Regions from separate parts of the Homo sapiens genome. Here region 1 is linked to region 2. Evidence: read pairs that join two places in POLR2A ChIA-PET (ENCODE). Cell type or tissue: CD4-positive, alpha-beta T cell. All regions are shown on one strand. Each heading gives the region's core, and the rest is flanking DNA. Links, peaks and the distances in the headings are about the cores only. Region 1 overlaps KIAA0232. Region 2 holds the start of MRFAP1L1 (Morf4 family associated protein 1 like 1).

What was found. ChIA-PET counts read pairs that join two places held together with the same protein. Peaks named below come from ENCODE experiments on the same cell type or tissue, not always from the same donor. Only the 100,000 strongest peaks of a DNase experiment are listed, where the experiment ranks them.
Region 1: POLR2A ChIA-PET joins it to region 2 with 5 read pairs; 9 of 35 experiments call an interaction of 5 or more read pairs at or near these places.

Annotation. Positions count from the first base shown.
Region 1 is chr4:6,848,533-6,853,696 of GRCh38, forward strand. The region is part of intron 4 of KIAA0232; the gene reads left to right. Among named protein-coding and RNA genes, the nearest start is that of TBC1D14, 59 kb to the right of the region's middle. In CD4-positive, alpha-beta T cell, for the core only: no CTCF peak of the experiment used is centred there; no DNase peak of the experiment used is centred there.
Region 2 is chr4:6,704,765-6,711,908 of GRCh38, forward strand. It overlaps MRFAP1L1 (Morf4 family associated protein 1 like 1), which reads right to left and starts at 5,101. Exons shown (of 2, transcript NM_203462.3): 1 at 4,467-5,101; 2 at 2,937-3,879. The coding sequence starts at 4,865. The coding sequence ends at 4,482. LOC105378240 (a long non-coding RNA gene) reads left to right here and starts at 5,171. Exons shown (of 3, transcript XR_001741568.3): 1 at 5,171-5,291. RefSeq lists enhancers at 3,553-4,752, 4,776-5,065. In CD4-positive, alpha-beta T cell, for the core only: no CTCF peak of the experiment used is centred there; a DNase peak (open chromatin) is centred at 5,167; H3K4me3 peaks cover 3,517 bases; H3K27ac peaks cover 1,747 bases.

The DNA.
Region 1 (5,164 bases), core at 165-5,164, 140 kb after region 2:
TTGAGAAATAATTTAAAACATACAGGAGGATGTGTGTAGGTTATATGCAAATATTATGCCATTTTATATAAGGAACTTGAACATCCACAGATTTTGGTATCCTCAGGGGGTCCTGGAAGCGACCCAATATAGGGATGACTATATACTGTGTCTTGACACATGGACTGTTGAACCCAACCTTTTCTGGGTAATACTAAGAGCATCAATACAATGATAACATTTATTGAGCACTTAAAATGTGTAAGGTGCCTGTCTGAATACATTATGTACATTGCAGGAAGTGATGCTGTGCTCTCTCTACAGACCAGAACCCCCTGGGAAGAAGCCAGTGATTACAAAAGCTGAGAGTGCTCACAGTTGTTGTGTGATCACAGCCAGTCCTGCCTGAGGAAGCCTAAGTCCTATGTCTTTGGGTATATAGATGGCAGTGGAGCTGGAGCATTTGAGGACACACGGGCCATGCTAGGGACTTGGGCTTTTCCCCTGAGCAGCTGTGAAGTGTTAGGGTTTGGAGAGGAGTAGTGCAACCTGACTTACTTGCCAATCAGATGCTGATCAGACCATACTGGTTGCTGCACTGAGACTAACTAAACACGGTGAGTGAGCTGTGCTGGAGGGACAGAGGGCAGATTGTGAGCACCCAGTGAAGATGCAGTTGCAGGGGTCCAGGAGGCAGATGGCTGGGGGATTCTGCATCTGTTTTCGAAGATGGAACTGTCAGGATTAGATGTGGGGTAGAGATAAGGGGAGGAGACAAGGAAGACAGCCAAGGGTTTTGATCTGAGCAACTGCAAGAATATAATTCCTGGCCCGGCACAGTGGCTCATGCCTGTAATCCCAGCACTTTGGGAGGCAGGCAGGTCACTTGACGTCAGGAGTTTGAGATCAGCCTCGCCAACATGGCAAAAACCTGTCTCTACTAAAAATATAAAAATTAACCGGACGTGGTGGCGCCCACCCATAATCCCAGCTACCTGGGAGGCTGAGACAGGAGAATCACTTGAACCCAGGAGGCAGAGGTTCCCGTGAGCTGAGATCGTGCCACTGCACTGCAGCCTGGGCAACAGAGCAAGACTCCATCTCAAACAAAGAAAAAATTAGCCGGATGTGGTGGTGCATGCCTGTAGTCCCAGCTACTCAGGAGGCTGAGGTGGGAAAATTGCTTGAACCAGGCGGTGGAGCCAAGATCACGCCACTGCACTCCAGCCCAGGTGACAGAGCGAGACTCGGTCTCCAAAAAAAAAAAAAAGTAATTTCTATTTACTAAGGAAAAGGAACCTAAGGAAGGAACATCTTTGTGGTATGAATAAGGATTAACATATGAGATGCCTCCTAGGAGACAGCTAAATGGAGATTTTTGAACAGGCAGCTGAATAAACTGAATATGCATGTCTAGGGTTGGTGGGGTAGAGTGGTTTATGAGGACCAGGCAAGAAATAGCCCATTTTCTTTTTGTTAATCTAGCCCAGATCTTCTGATCTCTTTTTAGAAAAGGTAGAAAATTGGGATTTTTTAACAGGAAGTTTTCTGATCTTTCAAATGTTGAAAAGTGAGAATATGAGAGCAGACACAGAAGTGGAAGGGGCTGCTGTAAAAATCTGAGAGTGAGGCACTATAAAATAGACATGCGTGGGGTTAGGGGCTGGGGTATGAAAACAGATTAAGAGTTTGAGGACCAGAAAGGGCCAAATGATGGCCCAGTGAATCCCTGTGTGCCCACTGAAGTTGAAGAAGCCAGGTGTTGGGGGCACAGCTGGAGACCCATGTACGCTTTCCTAATGACTTTCCTGGTCATCCCTCTCAGGTCACCATCATACCCCGCTTGGTGTTTGTCTTTCCCATGCTTATTTTCGTATGTTTACTAAATACTGTTTGAAGGTGTACACAAATACAGCATGATTTTGCATTTTCTTAAACTTTCTATAAATTATACCATACTCTATATATTTTTGTAACTTCTTTTAGTTAAAAATTTTAAAATTTTTTCTATATTGTTAACATGATCTTATAATGTCTTCATTCTTCGTTCCTAAGTAGTTCTCCATTGTGAACTATGTAACACTGTTTATTCTCCTGGTAATGGGCCTTTCAATTGCTTCTCATTTTGGGCTATTAATAAAGAAAGTAGAAAGGAACATTCTTTTTTTTTTTTTTTAGACGGAGTCTCGCTCTGTGCCAGGCTGGAGTGCAGTGGCGTTATCTCAGTCAGCTCACTGCAGCCTCTGCCTCCTGGGTTCAAGCGATTCTCTGCCTCAGCCTCCCGAGTAGCTGGGACTACAGGCACATGCCACCACGCCCAGCTAATTTTTGTATTCTTAGTAGAGACGGGATTTCACCATGTTGGCCAGGATGGTCTCGATCTCTTGACCTCGTGATCCGCCCACCTCGGCCTCCCAAAGTGCTGAGATTACAGGCGTGAGCCACCATGCTCGGCCGAAAGGAACATTCTTACCTGCTTATCCTTGTGCGTATGTACAGTACTTTTTCTTGCATGTATACTTAGGCATCAGATTCCTTGACTGAAGTCAGTGTTTTTTTGTAACTGTCAGCCTTATAGACTGGAGTATTTGATGAAAGCTATGGCCCTAACCAGAATGTTATACTTAAACTTTTCTTATATGAATTACTTTGTTACATGCCCATTAGTGGCCTCCTTAAGAGTTCATCCTTCCTAGATTAAAAATAACTGGTCTAAGTTGTGACTATTCTTCTTAATTGAACCATGAAGTGAAACAAGTAGTATCCAGACATTCAGCTCATAGCTTTCTGAGCTTCTGTAGCCAAATATCCTTCAGGAAGTTTACTTGTTAGATATCTAAAGGGAAAAGAAACTGCCATCTCCATATGAAAGTAAGAAACAGGACTTTTTTGCATATCATAAAAAATAGGGTTTGCCTGGGTGCGATGGCTCATGCCTGTAATCCCAGCACTTTGAGAAGCTGAGGCGGGTGGGTTGCTTGAGCCTGGCAGTTTGAAACCAGTTTGAGATGGGGTTTTGCAGAAACCACATCTCTGAAAAAAAAACAAAAGAAAAGCCAAGTGTGGTGGCACACGCCTGAGTCCCCAGCTACTTGGGAGGCTGAGAAGGTGGGAGCAACACGTGAGTCCTGGAGGTCAAGGATATGGTGAGCTGTGATCATACCACTGCACTCCAGCCTGGGTGACAGAGCAAGATCCTATCTCAAAAATTAAAAAAAAAAAAAAAAAAAAGCGGGGAGGGGTTTGCCTAAATCAGTAAGGTGCTATAATGAACTAAGAAAATTGAAGGACTTAATTCAAGTTGAAGTATTTTCCTCTTTTTGTAAAATGATGAAATGGAGGCTCAGAAGTTAAATAACTTGTCCAGCTTCACACAGCACAGCAGGTCTCGTAAGTCCAGATCATGTTCCCTTTATGTTACATCACCCTGCTAAAGAGCGGGGTTACCTTTTTCTAAGCCTCGATTGGTCATATTATTTAATTATTATAACAGTTTGATATCCTCTATTTTTTGTTGAAAACTTTAACCTTCTTTTTTTTTCAGCATTCTAAAGAGTATATAATCTGTGCCCTAGATCATGTTTGAAGATATTTATCCATTGGATACTTCTCTCCTACTCTGTATCATTTTCTAGAGAGCAAATGTGCATGAGAGCTGGAGACAGGCCAATTTTTTTAGACCATTCCGTGTTCAAGGATAGGAATCACAGCTCTCATACAGGGGCCTTGGCAGAAACAGCTTTTTATTTAGAGGAGTTTTTTTTCACTTTGTATTGCTTCTCTGGCTATTGAAGGCATGAGTTTGTGACCCCTGGCACATATTCTCAGTCTTCTCAGTTGGTGCTCTTTTGCTTATTTGCTTAACATTAATTTAATTCTAAATTTTAAAAAGGTTTTTAAAACTTCCAGTCATTAAAGTATGGAATTGATCCTTTGCTTTCCAGTGAAACGATTACCATGATCACCAGTAGTCATTCTATCAGTATCTAGTTGGGTTTCCTACCACTAATCTTCCAACTCTGCTTTAAAGCTAAAGACTAAGATCTGAAAAACTGTAAAAGAGCTCCATGTGCAGGGCTGGGCTGAAAATAGGAGTGTTTGAAAGCCTGTGCTTCAGTTATTGCTACATGACTAAGTACCCCAAAACTTAGTGGCTTGAAACAACTATTTACCCACAATTCTGTGAGTTAGCTAGGGCTCAGCTGGGAGGTTCTTCTGCTGTTCTTGCTTGGGGTCTGTGATGGCAGGTGGAGCTGAAACATCCAGGATTGCTTTCCTCATGTGACTGGTGCTTCAGCAAGCATGGCTGGGAGCTGTGACCTTTCACCACATGGCAGATGGAGAACACTCAGAAGGTAGCATTCCAGGAGGGCATCTGTCACACTCGGCAACATCTTATTGTGAAACCCAGTCACTGTGGGAGGGGCCCAACCTAGGGGCAAGTGCAGGGAGGCACAGTTCATTGGGGGCCCCAGAGTAACAGCCTTTCCTCTGACAGTTACTTTCTGGAGAGATTAAGTAGACAGCTTCTGGACTTTGGGATACTAGGCACCCCTGAGGCAAAGCATGAGACACCATAATGAAAATTGGGGACTGACTGATTCCCCCATCCCTTTCTGGTGCCTGACTGACAAATAGGTTTATCTTCCAAAGATAGAAGTGTGGAAGATTTCTTAACGAGGAAGAGGTTGCTGGAAAGAAGAAACATTTGAGGGATGAGATGATCCTTTAAAAATTATAACCATGATAATAGAAATGAAAAACTCAATAGACGGTTTGGAAGGCAGCTCTGGAAATCTTCCAGAAAGTAGAACAAAAAGATGAAGAAATGGTAAACAGGTGACAAAAGAAATTAGGGGACCAGTACAGGAAATTCAGTAACCAGCTATTAGGAAATGTGTCCATAATACTAGCACCCTTTTCCAGATGTAGAAACTGAGGCTTTGATAGGTAAATGATTTATGTAGGGTCATGTGGTTAACCCTGGGGTGAAATTTAGAACCAGATCTCTTTGACTCCATTGAGCCATGTGCAAATGGAACAGGCAGTTAACACTGAGTATCATGTAGGTTAGTGATCACACTATGGCGGCACCTGTCCAGCATTTAGGGAATATCCAGTCTAAATGAACCCTCCATAAAAGAGAAACCTGTAAGATGATTAATATGGCACAGAAACCTTTGAG
Region 2 (7,144 bases), core at 2,145-7,144:
AAATTTAGGGTGACTGAGGAAAACTAGGATGAGACAGCTCTGGAGATGGCAGAAATTCTTGAATATATTCTACTACATATGTTGAATACATGAAATAGCTTTAGCACTTATTTATCTTGCTTATTGTGTTTCTCCACCACTAGAATGAATCCCCAGAAGGCAGAATTTTTGGACTATCTGTTCAGTACTGTATCTCTCAGTAGTTAGAACAGTGCCTGGTATATAGTAGGAGCTAAGTTAATGCTGATGAATAAATAAAAACATCTGTGGCAAAAAAAAATTTTTTTAAGAGTTTCAAGCAGGGAATTGACATAACCTAATTCACTCTAGCTAATTTGTGAAGGAGGAGGATTGGAATAAAACTGAAAGCTGGGAGGCCAGTTAGGAGACTGTCACACTAGTGGCTTGGAGTAGGAAGGAAGGTAGATGAATCCAAGGTGTATTCTAGGCAGAACCAACAAACTAGTGGTAGAAGGAATGGAGAGGGGATTGCTGAGGAGGGGTGTCAAGAATGACACTGAAGTTTCAGGCTCAGAAAATTCACCTGAGTTATGTGCATTGGTAGCAGACACAATTAAGTTAATTTACATACTTAATTGGCACTTATTCATTCAATGAGTATTAGATACCAACCAGGTGCCAGGCACTGGTCTAAGTGCTAGGAATTCAGCAGTGAATAAAGTCCCTGCCCTCAAGGGGCTGACATTCTACAGAGAAGTCAGAAAATGCACAAATAATCACACACTAAGTAGTGAAAAGAAAAATGTAAGAAGACAGAGAGTAATAGGGGATGGCCGTGCTATTTTAAAAAGAGTGGCATGGGAAGACCTCTCTGGTATTGTAACATCTGAGCAGAGACTGGAAAAGTGGCATAGTGAGCCATATGGATATTGCACATTAAAAACATTTTCAGAAAAAACAAAACTCTGGGATAAAGCAGTCAAACAAAACATTATTGAAGACTCAGCCATCACTAGCCAGCTGATGCAAGTGAAGGTTAAAGAATTTGCCCAGTCTTTCGGAAGAAAGCACAGAATTTCAGATTTTAGAGCAAGGGGAGTTTGGGCGTGAATGACTCACACAAGACAGACCAATGACTTTCAGAGCTACTAACAGAAGCCAATCCAAATTTTCTAGATGACTTTGAAGTTGTTAAAATTCCACTGACACATCATTCAATGAAAAGAAAATGTGTAAGTTAAATAGGAAATAGAGACAAAACTCTCAATGTATCTAAATTATTTTTTCATCACAGCATGGGTTAAGACAATTAGCCTGTCACTACAATGCTCTGCCTAAGAGCCAAGGCTCAAAAATGATTCAGAACACTCTTTAGGCTGTAAATTTGAAGGAGGCTTAGGAAAAAAAAAAAAAAAAACCCTAGGATACTGAAGAGATGAAATGCAATCCTATGTATGAATATAATCTATGGTCAGTTAATCGAGGGGAAAAACATACATATACATAGTATATATGCACACGTGTATGTATGTAGCACATATATAGTATGTGTGTGTGTCTACGAGTGTGTATGTACAGGACTCAGATTTTTCACCCCCAAAGCATGTTTTTAAATCCGTCAGGTAACTTGTAAATAACAGCTTTCGCAATCAAGATCCACAATATCCCAAAGAGCAGCTGCTCCTTCAGCCAGCTCCTAGAATTAAGAGAATATGGAACAACTCACCTACAATGTATTAATACATCAATATGAATAAGAAAAAAAAATCCTCAGGTGTTGCAAGCCACTAAGGTTTTGGGGTGAACTGTTACAGCAGTTTAGTCTAGTTGACTGATATAGAAAGACCCCAAGTCTTGGCTCCAGAAAAGCCTAGCTGGTCCTTCCCACTCATTCTGCCCCAGTTCAGGCCCTCACTTCCCATCTCTACTTCTGCACCTGCCCCTATCTTCTAGCCCACACTCAAACTCACATTAATCCATACCCAGTCTTGGGTAATCTTCCTAAACTACAAATGTGACGGTCATTCTCCTGATTATCAGAAATTATGGCTCCCCAGCCATACTTCTCGTTTTTACTGAAGAACCCAGACAGGCAGGCACATGAGCAAGGATCTTAGATATCATGACAAAGCCAGAAACAGCTTCTGTAATTTTTCTGTGCTCAGGTACTTGATTTTTAAAATGCCTATTTTACACATTAATCCAAAACGTGTATCTGAGCTTGTTATGATCATGTATCTATTTTTATGAAATTAGATTTAGTAATTCTGGAAATTGTACCATGCCTACACTATGGCTCTGAGCATCCATTAGCACTCTGTGAAGAAACATTCCAGGGTGAAGAAATCTCACTGAAGTACAGGCTTATGAATCGATGAATTAACACCTTAAGGAAGACCTCTTGGCCCTGCCTGCCAATTTCACTCTGTCTCCCACAACCCCCTCCACACTCCTTAACATCCAGCTCAATGGCCATCTCCCCAGTGCTGGAACTGGAAAGGCTTTTGCTCACTTTGATCCCTGTCCCTTATATGCCTTCATTCATTTCTACTTTTCAGGTCCAGGTAAGTCACCTGCTCTGAATTCACACTTCCCTACGAAGAGTTGACTCCCTCCTCAGGGATCCCACAAGATATCCACGCACTCTATGTCACAATTCCTTGTTTCCATTTCTGTCCCACATATTCGCCCCATCCATGTCTTCACCTTTACGTTCCTAGTGCCTTGGATAGGATATGAAGCAAGTTACATTCCCACTGGTTAACTAAACACACTTCCGCTGCTGAAAAGCAGGGGCTTGGCCCAGAGGATGGCCGAAAGTTTTTCTCTTCAGAACTGAGTGTTCTGTCAGCTCATCTCCATAGCACCTTCCAGAAATAATTCTCCCTCAGTTAAAGGCTTACCAAGAGCCTTTAACTACAAGCAGTTCAACCCCATTTGATGACACTCAATGAAGAACATCCATTCCAAAAAAATTTGTTTATGATTCTTTTATTAACACACACAGGAGGGGCTTTGGTCATGTGAACAAAAAATTTATTTCTTAAAAAAGGCTTTTTAGGTCTTTGTTTTTCAAGGCAAATTAACACTTATTATACTTTTGACTTTGACCTCCAATCTGACAGGTCTACTACCCTGATGAACTGGAAGAGACTTTCCAGGCCCTGATAATGTCTTTTCCTTTCTCCGGCCTCTTAAAGCTCTCTGTAGACTGTCTCTTCCATGCCATTCTCTGATGCCCCTATAATGTGTGAGGGTATTACAATAGTCCCTATTCAAACTGCCTTGTCATAAAAGGTCAGCTATGTTGTCTAAATCAACTCACCTGACAGGTTACACAATATATATCAGACAATGTGCCACAAAACATAGCTCTCCTCTTTCGTCTCACAGAGGAACTAAAGTTCCAAAATATATACAAAACCATCTTCCATCTCCAACTGTCTTCTCTTTCTTCCCAGTTTTATGCAAAGCAGTCTCATTAATACATTCTTCACCAGGCTCAACCAAGTAGCGTAGTGTCTTCCATTGCACCTCTAAAGTTGGAAGATTCTGATCCCACGTCTTGACGTGTTCCAAAAAACAATCAGGTCACAAAGGTAACAGCAAAATACGAGGCCATGCCCAACATTTCAAAAACACAGCGAAGTAACAAGAATAAACGTGACCACAAAAACAACTTAATTAAGCCCCATTTCTCTTCTGAGAGTATTTCTTTGACAAAAGTTATATTTCCAAAACCAAACACATTTGATAATCTAAATCCATATCGAGGTCATCAATCACTGACCATAAGGGAGACTGTTACATCGGGGTAAAAAACATACAAAAACAAAACAGAGAAAATGACAAGCTGTTTCAGTTTCCTCAAGGTGTCAGTTCATCCTTACCAGTTGACTACAGTCCTCAGCTGTGAACCTAAAGCACAATTGGGAGAAATTTACCATGAAGACATTGACTCTCAAAGTTCCATATCCTGATGTTAAAAATAAATGTGAACCACCCAGAAGAATGCCACTTCTTTGAGACACGGTCCTCTGACATACCTGTCTCATAGAACAATCTGGAAATTTCAGGTAATGGCCTCTGGCTTTACTCTTTATTTCTCCTTCCCTGCGTTCTCAGCCTGCGTTCCACTGTGCTCTATGGCCTAGGTCTTCTTTGGCTTTCCCCAAACTCCCTTAGTGCCTAGACAGGTCTACTTCTGGCGACTGCCCTATTAGAATTGACTTTTATGTTTCACAAAAACAAAACCGAAGTTACTGTTATCTTTCTCTAATTAACAGCGTGGGAGGGAGAGGCCACAAAAAAACGGTATACTAACGCCTAACAAAACCAGCACGCATTCTTTCCTCTTGACCCCAACTTTGTTCCCAATGCTCAATTTTTGATGCAATAAAATGGGGGATGCAGGCCTAGAACATAACTTTTTACAGGGCGCGGTTTAACCATGCTTAGGGCGACTACTGAGTTTCATCCAAGCTCCAGCTAGTTTCCGACCTTACCACCGATCTCCTCCTTCAAGAAGACTCGCTTCTCTCTATTCGCCAGACGAGCTCGACCAGCATCTCTGCCATCTTCGCAATCTCCTTGGCTTTCTCCTCAGCCTTCTCGCACAACTCCGACACTCTCTCGTCGGCTTCGCCACTCGGGTGCTGCACGTGATTGAGGGCGCTCTCCTCCGAGGCCTCCACCTGCGTTTTGATCTGGATAAGCATATTGTCCATCTCCCACAGCTTGCTCCTGGTCCGCAGGTACGCCCGCCCGTGCTCGCGTATAAGAGACGCGATGTCCTCGCGCATCTCGTTGATGACCGGGAGCAGGAACTGCTCGAAATCCTCCTCGGGCTCCAGCACCTCCACTTCCTCAGGCGCTTCCACCTCGTCTATGTCCAGGGGCCGCATCTCCTCCTGCCGCTTCCTCAGTACCGCAGTAGGGGCGTTCTTCTCACCGGAACCCTCCAAGAACTGGAGATCAGCAGTTACTGCTGGAGGCTGAGCGACCCACACGCTTTGTCAATTGTACTCCCGAATTATCTTTATTTTTTTTTCTTCCTTTTAATTGTAAGCCTTTCGCTTCACAACTCTGCGGGAAGAATCGCCGTGGATGCACACAAATAAGCGGCCTACAAAATGGAGTCGCAGCCGTCAACTCGCCCTCGGCCTTTTTGCGGCCCTTTCACGACAGAGCCGGGCCCCTTTACGGTCACGCCTTCGGCAAGACCAGGTAGCGGGCGCGTGCACGTAAAGGGGCCTCGGGCGCGCGCACGTCCATCACCAGCTGCTTCCCGGCGCCCCTCCTCGCCCTCTAATTTAGATCGGTGGCGGCAGGTTTGTTCGCGTCTTCATCTAAAGCTTCCCTTCAGCGGGCTTTTACTTTTATTATTTTTTAAAAGTAAAAGTGACCCTCCCTTCCCTATATTTGAATAAGACTGGCTGGCGTTCACAGCGCTTACTATCTAAGCATGCACAAGCTTGAATTAACTTATATGAATTCATTTAGCCCTCACAACGAACCTAGAGGTAAAAACCGTGCTAAAAGTCGTGATTTGAGCCCAGAGCAATGTGGGTCCACAGTCCCTGCTCACTGTTTTAGAATGGAACACGTCCTTCTGTCCTCCCCACCCCTGGCTCATACTTTTGTCCTGGGGGGAAATTCTCTCGCTGCCTTGGGTGATTCTGGCCGGTGGTTTTTGGTCTCTCTTCGCCAGTCTGTAAGGTCCTCAAGGTAAAGGGCTACTTCTGTTTCAGTTCTGTCCTCCGCCCCTCCTGTCAGCCTGGCGTCAAGCAGGGTCTTAGGGGATGCTTTAGAGAGAGGAATTCTTCTCTAGTACATAAGTGCTTCTACCAGACTGGAGGCTGTTTGGGGACAGGTTCTGGTCTTGATCACCTTTATGTCCCTCCACACACAGGACCTGAAAATCAGCAGGGACCTAGTAAATGTGGCTTTGATGGTCAGTACATTTTGATCACTAACCTAATGCCATTGTGGAATGGAGGAAGTCTGTTGCTAGGCTTAGCCACCCAGTGCCACACTAGTAGTAATATGAGTGTGTGTAGAGGGGGCATCCTTCTTAACACAAGTGCCACAGATCAGAGCTTCAGTTTTCCAGTCTGATAAAGACCAATGGCCCCAGCCTGAATATCTGTCAGTGGGAAGAGGGATTTGTAAGATGACATGCGTGAAACAGTTTTGCAAACACCAACATTCTAGCAGATGTTCATCAAAAAAACATGAAGAGGGAAAGAGCAAGACACCGTGAAAAAAGATATTTTCAATAGTTATACTGACAAAGGACTCATATGCAGAATATATTGAGAACTCCTACAGATCAAGAAGGAAAAGACAAAATTTTTAAATGGGCAAAAGACGTAGGCTGGTACTTAACAAAAGAGAATATTCAAATGGCTAATAAGTATATGAAAAGGTGTTCAACGTCATGATTCAACAGGGAAATGCAGATGAAAACCACAATGAGGAAGCACTGTACATCCACTAGAATGACTAAAATTTCAAATACAATACCAAGTGTTGGGGAAGATGTGGAACAACTGGAACTCTTATACATTCTTGATGGATGTCTTAGTCTACTCTGGACACCATAACAAAATACTATAGACTGGTTGGCTTAAAAACAGACATTTATCTTCTCACAGTTCTGGAGGCCAGAAGTCCACGATTAAGGTGTCAGCAAATTTGGTTTCTGGAGGTGAGGGCTCTCTTCCTCAATTGCAGATGACCACCTTCCTGCTGCAGTCCTCACATGATCTCTTCTTTGTGCATGCAGTGTTGGGGGGTACAGGAAAGAGTGCTCTCTTGTGTCTCTTCTTATAAGAACATGAAGCTATAGGATCATGCCCCCACTTTTATGACCTTATTTAACCTTACTTACTGCTTTACTCCAAGTACAGCCACACTGGGGGTTAGGGCTTCAACATAAAAAAATATTGGGGGACACATATATTCAGCACATAATAATGGGAATGTAAGTTGTTACAATAATTTTGGAAAACTATTTGGCAGTATCAACCAAGATTAAACATATACCAATCCTATGTTCTAGCAAACTGACACCTTGTTATACACTCAAGAGAGTTTGAGTGCAATTGTTTATAAAAATACATATACGAGAATATTCACAGCAACTTTATTATAATAGCCCCAAAGTTAACCCAAATGTTCA